Linked DNA regions of Mus musculus: region 1 is linked to region 2. Evidence: chromatin loops called from intact Hi-C (ENCODE). Cell type or tissue: gastrocnemius. All regions are shown on one strand. Links, peaks and the distances in the headings refer to the core of each region. The heading gives the core; the rest is flanking DNA. Region 1 overlaps Shroom3 (shroom family member 3). Region 2 overlaps Shroom3 (shroom family member 3).

Evidence for each region. Peaks named below come from ENCODE experiments on the same cell type or tissue, not always from the same donor. Only the 100,000 strongest peaks of a DNase experiment are listed, where the experiment ranks them.
Region 1: a loop joins it to region 2, with 4 times the contacts of the local background. A loop is called at or near these places in 1 of 42 quality-filtered maps.

Annotation. Positions count from the first base shown.
Region 1 is chr5:92,854,448-92,859,823 of GRCm38, reverse strand. All of the region lies in intron 2 of Shroom3 (shroom family member 3), which reads right to left. Among named protein-coding and RNA genes, the nearest start is that of Mir1961, 69 kb to the right of the region's middle. In gastrocnemius, for the core only: no CTCF peak of the experiment used is centred there; DNase peaks (open chromatin) are centred at 2,480, 3,198 and 3,376; H3K4me3 peaks cover 1,556 bases; H3K27ac peaks cover 1,823 bases.
Region 2 is chr5:92,782,122-92,787,497 of GRCm38, reverse strand. All of the region lies in intron 2 of Shroom3 (shroom family member 3), which reads right to left. Among named protein-coding and RNA genes, the nearest start is that of Mir1961, 3.8 kb to the left of the region's middle. In gastrocnemius, for the core only: no CTCF peak of the experiment used is centred there; no DNase peak of the experiment used is centred there.

The sequences.
Region 1 (5,376 bases), core at 317-5,316, 72 kb before region 2:
CCTTGCTGGGTGTGTTTGTGTGTGTGTGTGTGTGTTTGAGGGGGGGTGGTATGAGTAAGTGTGTGTATGAGAATGTGTGTGAGTGTGTATGTGTGTGTGTGAGTATGCATGAATGTGTGTGAGAGAATGTGTGTGTGTATGAGTGTATGTATGAGAATGTGTGAATGTATGTATAATTGTGTATGTGTGAGTGTGTGTGTATGAGAGTGTGTATGTGAGTGTGTGAGTGTATATGTGTGTATGTGAGTGTGTGTGTGTGTGTGTGTGTGTGTGTGTGTGTGTGTGTGTATGTGTGAGACCATGAATAAGTCTTTGGGAATTCAGAAATTAAAAGGCAAAGCTCAAGCTGGCTATAGCTTGCCTACACATGTAAGACCCTGGGTTTGATTCCCAGTCCTAGTGTTAATGACAGGAAGACGCTGGAGACATAGCTCAGAGGGACAGTTCCTTAGAGAATTTAAGGTTTTATCCCTAGCACCACAAAGAAAGAAATGGCAGAAAGCTGATTAACAACCAGACTTGGTGGTCTGTGTACAATCTTAGTATCTGAGAGCAGGTGTAGGAGGATTGCTGAGTTTTAGCTTAAGGCCAGGCTGGTCTACAAAACAAGTTCTACGTCATCAGTCAGCGCTTCATGGCAAGACCTTATCTGAAACTTGACTTATAAAAAGTAAAGTCAAAAAAGAACACACTAGGTGAGAACACACTAGGTGAGAACACACTAGGTGAGAACACACTAGGTGAGAACACACTAGGTGAGAACACACTAGGTGAGGGAGAGGAAGAATACTTGCTAGGCCATGGTTGGCCACGTGTTCTGTTAGAGAAGGACAAAGTACGCGGGTGGCTCAGAGATGAAAACAATTACAAAAAAGCAAATGGACCAGCACTGAAGGCACAGAGGGCTCGCTCGGTTCATTTTTCCTTCCCCAGCCAAGTCCACCCTTCCTCTGGCTGATCAAAAACACAGAACTGAATCTCAAATATGTTGAGATCCTGTCCTACTTAGGCTCTCAAAATGACCGGCTCTGACCGGTTTTCCCTCCCCAGCACTGGCCTCTCCCTGGAGTATATTTCCACCTTCCTTTCTACCTAATTCACCTCTACCTGCCTATTTGTTTAAAATGTGAACCAACTGGTCAGGTACAGTAATCTAATTCTGCATTTGGTTGGAGGCCAATGCATTGAGAGTGTTCAATAAATAATGGCACCTGGTGTGCCTTTCCTAGGTTCTGCTGCTTGCTGCCTGGGATGAAGCTGGGATCTTAGGAGGCAAGCCCAAGAGACTAGGGATGAAGGGTGGTAAAGCCACAGAGTGAGTGGAGGCAGATTTGCTCTGACTGCCTGGCCCAGAAATTATACACCTGCTGTTGGTCTGCTTGGGTAAGGCCTGCAACATGCACAGGCTTTTCCCATGAGTTGGCAAAGGTGTGCCTTCTTCCTGACAGATTTTTCCCTGATTCCATCTGGGTAAAAGTGCATGAAGGCTTCCTCCCTATGGGCACAGAGTGTTCACTTGACATCATTAAGGAAATTCTTCTTCCTGTGAGTGGGCGGTCCTGGGAGGAGCAAGACAGGCGTCTCCTGGGCTGTGTGGGCTACCCCAAGGGAGGAAGAAAAGGGAGAAGTTCTTTAAGATAAAGTCTCATGGACAGTGAACACTCATCAGGACAGAACACCGACCATTCTATCCATCTACCATACTGTGCCCAGTGAGGACCCAAAGATAAATGCCACAGAGAGCTCATGGGAGATACTCAATAGATATTTATTCAGTCAGTGACTTAAGTTCACGCTTTAGCTTTCATCGACAATCTTTTCCTATGGAGGAGGCTCTATATTATCTGACATACTTTATGCCATCATTGAAGGAAACATGACAGCCTCAATAAGAAAAGTATCCCAACGTGTTCCTCCATTGCTGGATGTGGACCCCAAATTCTTTTTCCTTCTTCCCCATTCACATATTCACATACACATGGAACACTCTGGGTTTTTATTTTCACGTTTTCATTCCTCTGGGCCTCTGGATGGGGGAACACTGGGCAGTTGTGAGCTAGCTAGCCTATGGCTTATCCCTGCTATTCTGCTGTATTTTGTCAGACAGGAAGAGGCTGGCCACAAGTCCAGGGCTTAGGCTCCAGTTCTAGCTGACCGCTGGCTCTGGGGTGGCTTGGATATCCTGCTTTTATAACCCATTCTCTAGCTGTAGAGTGGTCATGGTGCCGACTGGCTCACACACGGGGTAGAGGCTAGTGAGCTCACAGAGAGAGTGACACACCCTAGGATAACATAATACTACGAGGAGAAACTCTGATTTTCCCCCCTGGTCCTTCCACCATCCTCACAGTTTCTGGCATTTCTGCCACTGTGGTTTTGGCACATTGCTTTTAGAGGTCCGAATAGTAAGCATGGCTCGTCTCCTCAAACACACATTTGCTTTAGAACGGAGCTGGCACAGACAGTAACTCTGGTTGCAGCAGGTGCCCAGTGGAACACAGCCAGCAGCGAATGGGAATCATCTGGGAGAAGCACAACAGAGGTAGGGTTTCTGGAAGTGTCTGTCACTCAGCGTGGATTCAGCTAAGCTATGCGTTTGAAAAGAATTCTACTGCTAAACAAGAAATAGGTCCTTGTGCCTAAAGAAAAAGTCTTTTCAGATTACAGCCACAGATAAAGGTCATAAGAAAAATCGAAAAATCACACACACACACAGACACATACGTGCCAATGAATTATTGCCCCCCCCCCATTTGAATACATAAATCAAATTCCTTGAGTGCCAACCGTGGGGCTCCCAGTAGAAGAAAATTCCCCTTTATAGGTCAACTGATGAAGAAGTCAACAATGTAACACAAGAGAACAGCTAAAACCCAAAGCAGACACAACTGTCCCAACAAACGGGCATCATGACACCAGCTCCTAAAACAACACCGCACATAGCCAAAATCTATTACCGGCGATTTTCAAACATGAGAAAGGACACACAGACGTTGTTTCCTTAAAAATATAAACTTCCAGAAATAAGATTCCTTTAGAAAAAAAAAAAGGCCATCACACCTAACATTAGCCCAAAGGTGACTCAAAGGTACACTCAGTTTCATACGGTGTGCCAAGCCAGCACTTTCCGTCTGCCCGCCAGAGGAAGCGAGGAGGCGAGTGTTGGCCCTTTCCCAGTGCCCTCTCAAGGATACTGGCTAGCCAGGAAACTGAGCCCACGAAGCCCCCACTTACAGCTTCTGTTGCCTTCTTGAGTTTTGGGTCCCAAATCTGGGAAGCACGAGAGCCAGGCAGCCCTTGCTCCTCACCATGTCTGGAACTTGGCAGTGGCAAGCTCGGTATGAAAGACCATCCGAGGGAAAAGGAAGAGGCGCTTACTCACCTTCCAAGCAGCGCAGAGCTGGCACCGGTTATAAAAACAACACAACTCCCCCGGGGAGGCAGGCGCGCCTCCCAGCCACCTTGCCTCATCTCCAATTTGGAGCTGCAGAGCTGGCTGGCTGGCTTGGGGGGGAGGGGGGAATGGCCAGCAGGCAGACAGCAGGCCAGAGACCCCCATGAATACCTCAGAGAGAGTCATTTCAAGTGGGCTTGGACACCAGGGCCTGTTTCCTGCAGAAAAGTGAGTTTCTCCAGGGATTGTAAGGTACTCAGTAAAGGGCTATCGATAGACTATTAGGGGTTGCTTAGACTGGTCCTCTGTAAATGCGTCCAGCTGCGTGTGATGGGGAGGTGGGGTGATGGGGAGGTGGGGAGGTGAGGAGGTGGGGAGGGGGTGCCAGCCACAGGAGGGAGTGCTTAAGATTGTTTCTGGGACTCACCTCCATGATCTGACTGCCCAAGGATCCTGCTTGCCAAAAGCCTATGGATAATGGGATTCTCTCTTCCTCCCCACATCTTTTAAACATTAAAAAAAAAACTTTGCTATTATTATTATTATTGTTGTTGCTGTTGTGGTGGTAGTGGCGGTCGTCTTGATATGATGCATGTGCCACAGTCACACATGGGAAGGTCAGAGGACAACTTTCTTTTTTTTTTTTTTTTTTTTTTTTTATAAATTTCGAGATGTTCTTTTTTTTTTTTTTTTTTTTATTTATTTATTATATGTAAGTACACTGTAGCTGTCTTCAGACACTCCAGAAGAGGGCATCAGATCTCATTACGGGTGGTTGTGAGCCACCATGTGGTTGCTGGGATTTGAACTTCGGACCTTCGGAAGAGCAGTCGGGTGCTCTTACCCACTGAGCCATCTCACCAGCCCGAGGACAACTTTCAAGACTAACTTTCCTCCTTCCATTGTGAGACAGAGGGATCAAACTCAGGTCATCAGATATGCATAGTAAGCACACTTTACCCCCACGGCCACTTCCCTAGGTTCCATTTAACATCTTTTGCAAATATAGACATATAACAGCAAACTATTTACTTCCGAATATTTTTATATATTTAGGGTTGTTTAAAAACTGAAGATGCATAGAAGCAGAGAGCCAAGGTGGCCCGTGTTGCCTCTGCCCACAGGCTGGGCCCAAGCTAACCTCTTCCTTCCAGCAGACATTCTCATACGCCACCAGCTGCTGCTCCACCTTACCCCAATTCCACCAAGGGTTGGGTGGTGGTGTCTACTTCCCCTGGGCCATCCAGATGCCATTCATCGCAGAGATTCATAGTCATGAAATGCTGCCAGACCTGACCTCATGACCTGGGAGGGAAAGACACTCCAAGGAGAGGCTCTGAGCCCAGACTCTCACACCCTTCCTCCCTTTCAGGGCATTCTCCCAGGCTTCGGTTCCTAATGCCTAGACTTAATGCCAGGGTGTTACCCCAGTGCAGTCCAGTGAGCCGTGCTGACCCCAAAACTCCCGAAGCCTGGTTTCCCTCTGACAAGCATACACAATTTTTCATGTTCTGTAAAATGTTTTTCCCCTATAAGACTGGCCTCAAACTCACTAAGTACCGAAGGATGACCTTGGAGTTCTGCCCCTCCTGCTTCCACCTGTAAGTGCTAAGATTCCAGGAGTGTGCCACCATGCTCAGCTTCTGTACTGCAGAGGGTTAGACCCAGGGGCTCATGGAGTCAGGCAAGCCTTCTTCCAACTGCTACGTCCTCACCTTACGTCTGTAGAGCTTTCTAACTTGATGGTTTGTTTCTCCATGAGCAAGGCTGTCACTGCCAACTGGAACCAGAAACTGGGAGGTCCCTTACCAGTCTCTAGGGATCCCAAGCATATGTCTTCTCAGAAAATTGTCAGAGAGACCGTGGATGTGGCCTGGTGGCAGAGTAATTGCCTTGCATGTATGAACTTCAAAAAACTCCACCTTCAGGGGAGCTATTGCCTTCTTCCGGTAATCCACAGGCACAGCACAACACATTTCCCA
Region 2 (5,376 bases), core at 99-5,098:
ACACACACACACACACACACAAGCTCTTCCAAAGAAGGTCCTCATGGGATACCGATTGCTTATTATAATGAAAGATTTCCATATTCATGACCTATGTCCCAGCACTTCTGTACGGAAGACATCATTGCTTTGCTTTACTCCTCTATTGTAAGGAGAAACGTACAGAGGTTACATTTATATCCAGAACCCAGCAGTGCTGAAATTGGAATCTATCTCTGAAGTCTTCCTCACACCGTTGATATTTTCACCCCGATACCTGGTACCTCCTTGTTATACTATCTGGTCTGCAGACCTCTGTTTATGAGACAAGAGGTCCTGAATCTCAACTTCAACTTTTCTTACTTTTAAAATAAGGAGGTTTTAGCTAGGTATGGAGGCACATTCGGGAAGCAGGCAGATCTCTGTGAGTTCAAGGCCAGCCTGATCTACACAGTGAGTTCCAGGACAGTCAGGGCTCTGTAGAAAGGCAACAAGAAAGGAGTTTTATTTCAGTTTCTTCCTTTGATGAACTCTTAAAGTGCGAACTCTGCAAAGTGCTTTAAATGATCGGTTTTGTTAATGGAATGGATCTGAACTCTCCTCCCAGCTCTCTGAAGGCTGGGTCCCAGTGCTTGGTCCATTCAGGAGGGGTGTTTGGGAAGTGACTGTAGCTGGTTTCATCCATGTGTGGATCCATAGTCAGGTATTTGGAGGTGATGGACCGGTTGGGAGGTGGGACCAAGTCAGAGGAAATCAGTGATGGCTGAGAAGGGAACCTTCTGGGCTGTTTTAATTACTGTTTCTCTTTTGAGCTTTCTCTCCCTCTCCATCCCTCTCCTCACGGCCATGAGAGGGACCCCACCATCCCTTCTCCTCCATGATGCTGGGGCATGGTGGGGAATCAACTGACCTTAGCCTGAAAGTCTAAAACCACGAGCAAAATTACTCTCTCCTCCTTTAAGCTAGTTTCCTCGGGCCTTTCATCACAGCCATGAGAAGCTAGCACACTGTTAATCACAGCAAGTTGCTTTGAGAGGGTCAAGTGCATTTTCAGGGAATGGAATCGGGTAGGTGGGGAAGAGGAGACAGCCCTGTGAAGGATGTGGGGAGGGCTACAGTCTAAGAAATTATTTTCTCCCATAGACTATAACCATGAGCTGGCAAAGAAACAGGTTTGACCAACCCTTCTTTATTAATAGTTAATAGAGTTAATTCTGTATCCATTAAGCTGGACTTCAACAGCAGAGCGATCATTATAAGACATTTATTTCAAGACCATTGACTTGCAAATCTTGGGCGAGCTGCAATGTCAAAACTCGATCTAGAAATAAAAGGTCAAAGGGATCGGACACATGGAGGTAACAAATGTTTGAGCCAGTCATTCCGACCCAATAACGTCATCCTGCTCTTTATATGAAGAAGCGATTTCCCTAGCCCTCAGAAATGTGGGATGGTCCCTCCGGGAGCCTGTGGGCCTCAGGGCTGCAGCAAACTCCGTCTCCTTTTTATAAGGAAGGACAGAGCAGCTGCTGGAGCCACTTGGTTTGATGTCAGGGGCTGATGTTGGAATTTAAGTCAGCTGAGTGTCCTGAGCTCCCCTTCGGGAAATTCAAGGTCAGAAGCAAATGTCCTCTTCGTTTACAAAACTGTCCTGGATGAACTAAAAATTAGGGTTGTGGGCTAGAGAGATGGCTCAGTGGTTAAGAACACTGACTGCTCTTCTGAAGGTCCTGAGTTAAATTCCAAGCAACCACATGGTGGCTCACAACCATCTGTACAGCTATAGTATACTCATATACATAAAATAAATAAATAAAATCTTATCGTATCTTTGGAGGTAGTCCCTTAGTTTGTATTTTGAGATAGCCTGGTCTGGCCTGAATTTGCTACATAGATCTGGCTGGTCTTGAACTCTGCCTTAGCCTCTGCTTGCCAAGGGCTGGGATTGAAGGGGTGTGCCAGCCCCATTGTCCAGAACTCACAAGACTGAGAGGGACACTTGCACCTTACTACACCAAGCAAACCAAGCGTGGCTTCACTCCCCTTCCGGAACTGGACAGTCAGAGAGCACTGACTGAAGCATATGGTCACAGTCTTCAAATACAATGCAGCCTTACAGGTCGGAGGTACAGATCACACTCTTAGTTCTCAGCACCCACACTGGGTGGCTCACAACTACCTGTAACTCAGCAACAGAGGGTCTGATGCCCTCTTCTGGCCTCTTGCATAATGAACATGAACAACCACAACCACAACCACAAACACACACATACACACACACACATACACACATACACATAAATATAATACCATATAAAGCAAATGATAAAAAGAAATCTTTTGTTTTAAAAATATCTATTATTGTTATTACTGTTTCTTTGAAACAATGTCTCTCTCTCTCTATGTGGTTTTGGCTGTCCTGAACCCTGAACATATATATAGACCAGGCTGGCTGCAAACTCACAGAGATCCACCTCCATCTGCTTCCAGAGTGTTGGGCTTAAAGGCATGTGCCACCACACCTGGCAAGCCTTATTTATTTTTTTGTGTATGTATGCTCTGTTACATGTATTTCTGTGCATCGCATGCATGCTTGGTGCCTGAGGCGATCAGAAGAGGGTGTTGGAGTCCCTAGGATTGCAGTTACAGACAGCCGTGACCTGTCATATGGATGCTGGGACACCAACCCAGATCCCATGGAAGAGCAGCCAGTGCTCTTAACCACTGAGTCACTTCTTTAGACCTATTTCTTTTAAAAAGCCTCTTGCATCATATACAGTCATCAATTAAATCTGAAGATCTGTTCCTCTTATCTACCAGTTTCCTTCTGAAGGTCACCTGGCCCTCAGACAAATATTTTACACATGTCTGCCAAATGAAGTGTGTGTTGATTTCAGACAGGATTTGGAGTGTTGGGTCTCACGGTGTGTCTTACTCAAATTAACACTCTTTGTATGGGCTTTGGATCTTCGCATTCCATAAAGGTTTCCCCAGCTGGGAGATGTTTACGTTCCTCTTGCCAGGCCCTTTTTAGCTTATCATATCACCCCCATCACCCTCATTATCCACCACCAGCTTAGACTGTGGCCCACGCGCAGCCCAGCTTTCTCTGTCCCTGAAGGCTCTGCACTGCCCTTTTGCTCCCAAGAAAGGCTAAGCTCCGCCCTCTTCATGGGTCAGCAGAAATCCCAAGATCTCTGACCCTTGGCTCACTGGGGGCTTTGCATGTCTCTTGTCAATTGCAGCCTTTTAAGAGGGTGCTTCTACTTTGGCCTGTTCTCAGTCACCCTGAAACTCACATAAACACTGTCACTCTTGGCATTTTTATGTGGACACCATACAGGTGTTACTCTTAGCCACACAGAATAACTTTAAAGGAGGTAGGTAGAAGTGCCAGCAGGCACATAAACTTTGACTATACAAGTTATTGGTCCTCCATAGACAGCCACTATCAGTTACATTTCTAGAAAATCATGTAACACTATTATTATTATGATGATTATTATTATTAGTAGCAGCAGTAGCAGTAGTAGTAGCAGTGGTAGTACTGGGATTGCTTATGAAGGAAAGCAAGCTAATGAATTAACACAAATCATTTCGTCAAAATGGAAAGGAACAAAATCTCAGGCTGAGGCCAGGATATGACAGCTGAACATCAGAATACGAAAGCAGCGGAGTCCAGCGTAGGGGCTTGCAGTGGGTCTGGAAGTATAAGAGGAAAATGCCCTTCCATGTCTCTTGCAGCTTGCCAGTGAGAGAGGTGAGGCAGGCTCCTTTGCCTCTAGCACGGAGAGTTTACCCTAAACATGGACACAAAATGGACAAGCTAGGGTGCACTCAACAGACAGACACCCCAGAGACAAAAAGTTTCCCACACCAGCGGGCAGGGAGAGCAAGACTGCCTGTAACCTTATCGATTTCATTACCATATCTAAAGAAAGAATGTGTCAGTCAGAAAGGGGATCTGGTGGTGAGGATTGAAACTGGAAAGGGGGACTTAGGCAGTGTGATTCCCTGGGGCTCAGAGGGTCTTGATGTCCAATGGGCAGGTAGAGCATCTGGCCTTCAGAATAGATGCCACCACACACATCAGCTCCCGCAGGCAGAGGTGACACACTTCCCCTTTAGTATTCCTGAAGAGATGAAGTATATTGATTCCCATCCATTTAGAAGTGTCCATCTTAAAATGAATTAGCACACGGCCATGGTGGTTAATGCCCAGTTGCTTCTGGGTTTATATAATGTGACTTTACACTCCTAAATCCCACAAGTGCTGAGATGTCCAGCACTAACTTTAGGCCTATAAGCAGATCACAGGCCCCCAAACCATAATCAATCCATCGAGGGAAGGAAACGGGGGCTTCTGGGTAAGCAGGCAGCCGCATATGTGACAGTACAATAGTCCCTCGTGACTCTCTAGCCCAGTTGAGAACAAACAGGGCGGACGACTGCCCACATTCTATGCACATTATTAACTTTATCCATCACAGTCAGTATAATGTCCTTTTGAGGAAGGGAATATCACTTCTGTTTTATTGAATAAATGAGGTGAGTGAGGCTTAGAGGGTCCCATAATCAGTCAGCAGCAAGGCTGGAGTTTAACCCTTCATGCCAAGTCAAACCCAATTGGCAATGATTCTGCTAGAAATAACTCACATGCCATGTCATGATTTGACGGCACCTCTAGAGCCCCGTAGGCTGCCAATGTGGAAGCTTTCCCTTTCAGCCACCAATGCTAGAGTCCTGCCAGACACATCAGGAGTGTGGATTCCATGAACACCCTTCCTTGGCACCGCTGTTCTCAAGCTTCATACAAAGGTGACTTAAACCTTCAACTCTTTTCTAGAAGGGAGGAATGGACCCCATTGTTCTAAGCCTTTCTCCCCATCTGAAAACTCAGCCCCCATGTCTGAAATGGCGGTGTGCTTCACTTAAACCCTTGTTTTAAACTTGATATATTTACTTATGTACTTAATGTGCTGGCGGTCGGGCATGCACAGCACAACGTGCAGGAGACCCTGAGGATCATCTGTAGAAGTCTATTGTCTACTTCATCATGGAGGCTGGTAGGTCCTAGAGATTGAAGGCAGGTTGTCAATCTCTGTTGCACCTTTACCCACTGAGCCATCTCATTGGCACTTAGATCTCGACCTAGCCCCCAACATTAGTGACTTATAACTAATTAAAGTTGTATAGCAGTGGTGTTGGGGATGTAGCTCTGGAGTAGAGCACACTCTTAACATGAGTGAAAATTAGACTCAACTCTTCAGCACTCTCTACTAAGAAACTGTAGATAGTCAAGATGGGTGATGTAATTTGATATTTGTATGCATTATGTAATGACCAATCAAAATTAATCAAATTAATCAGTGCACACACTACCGAACACTATTGTGT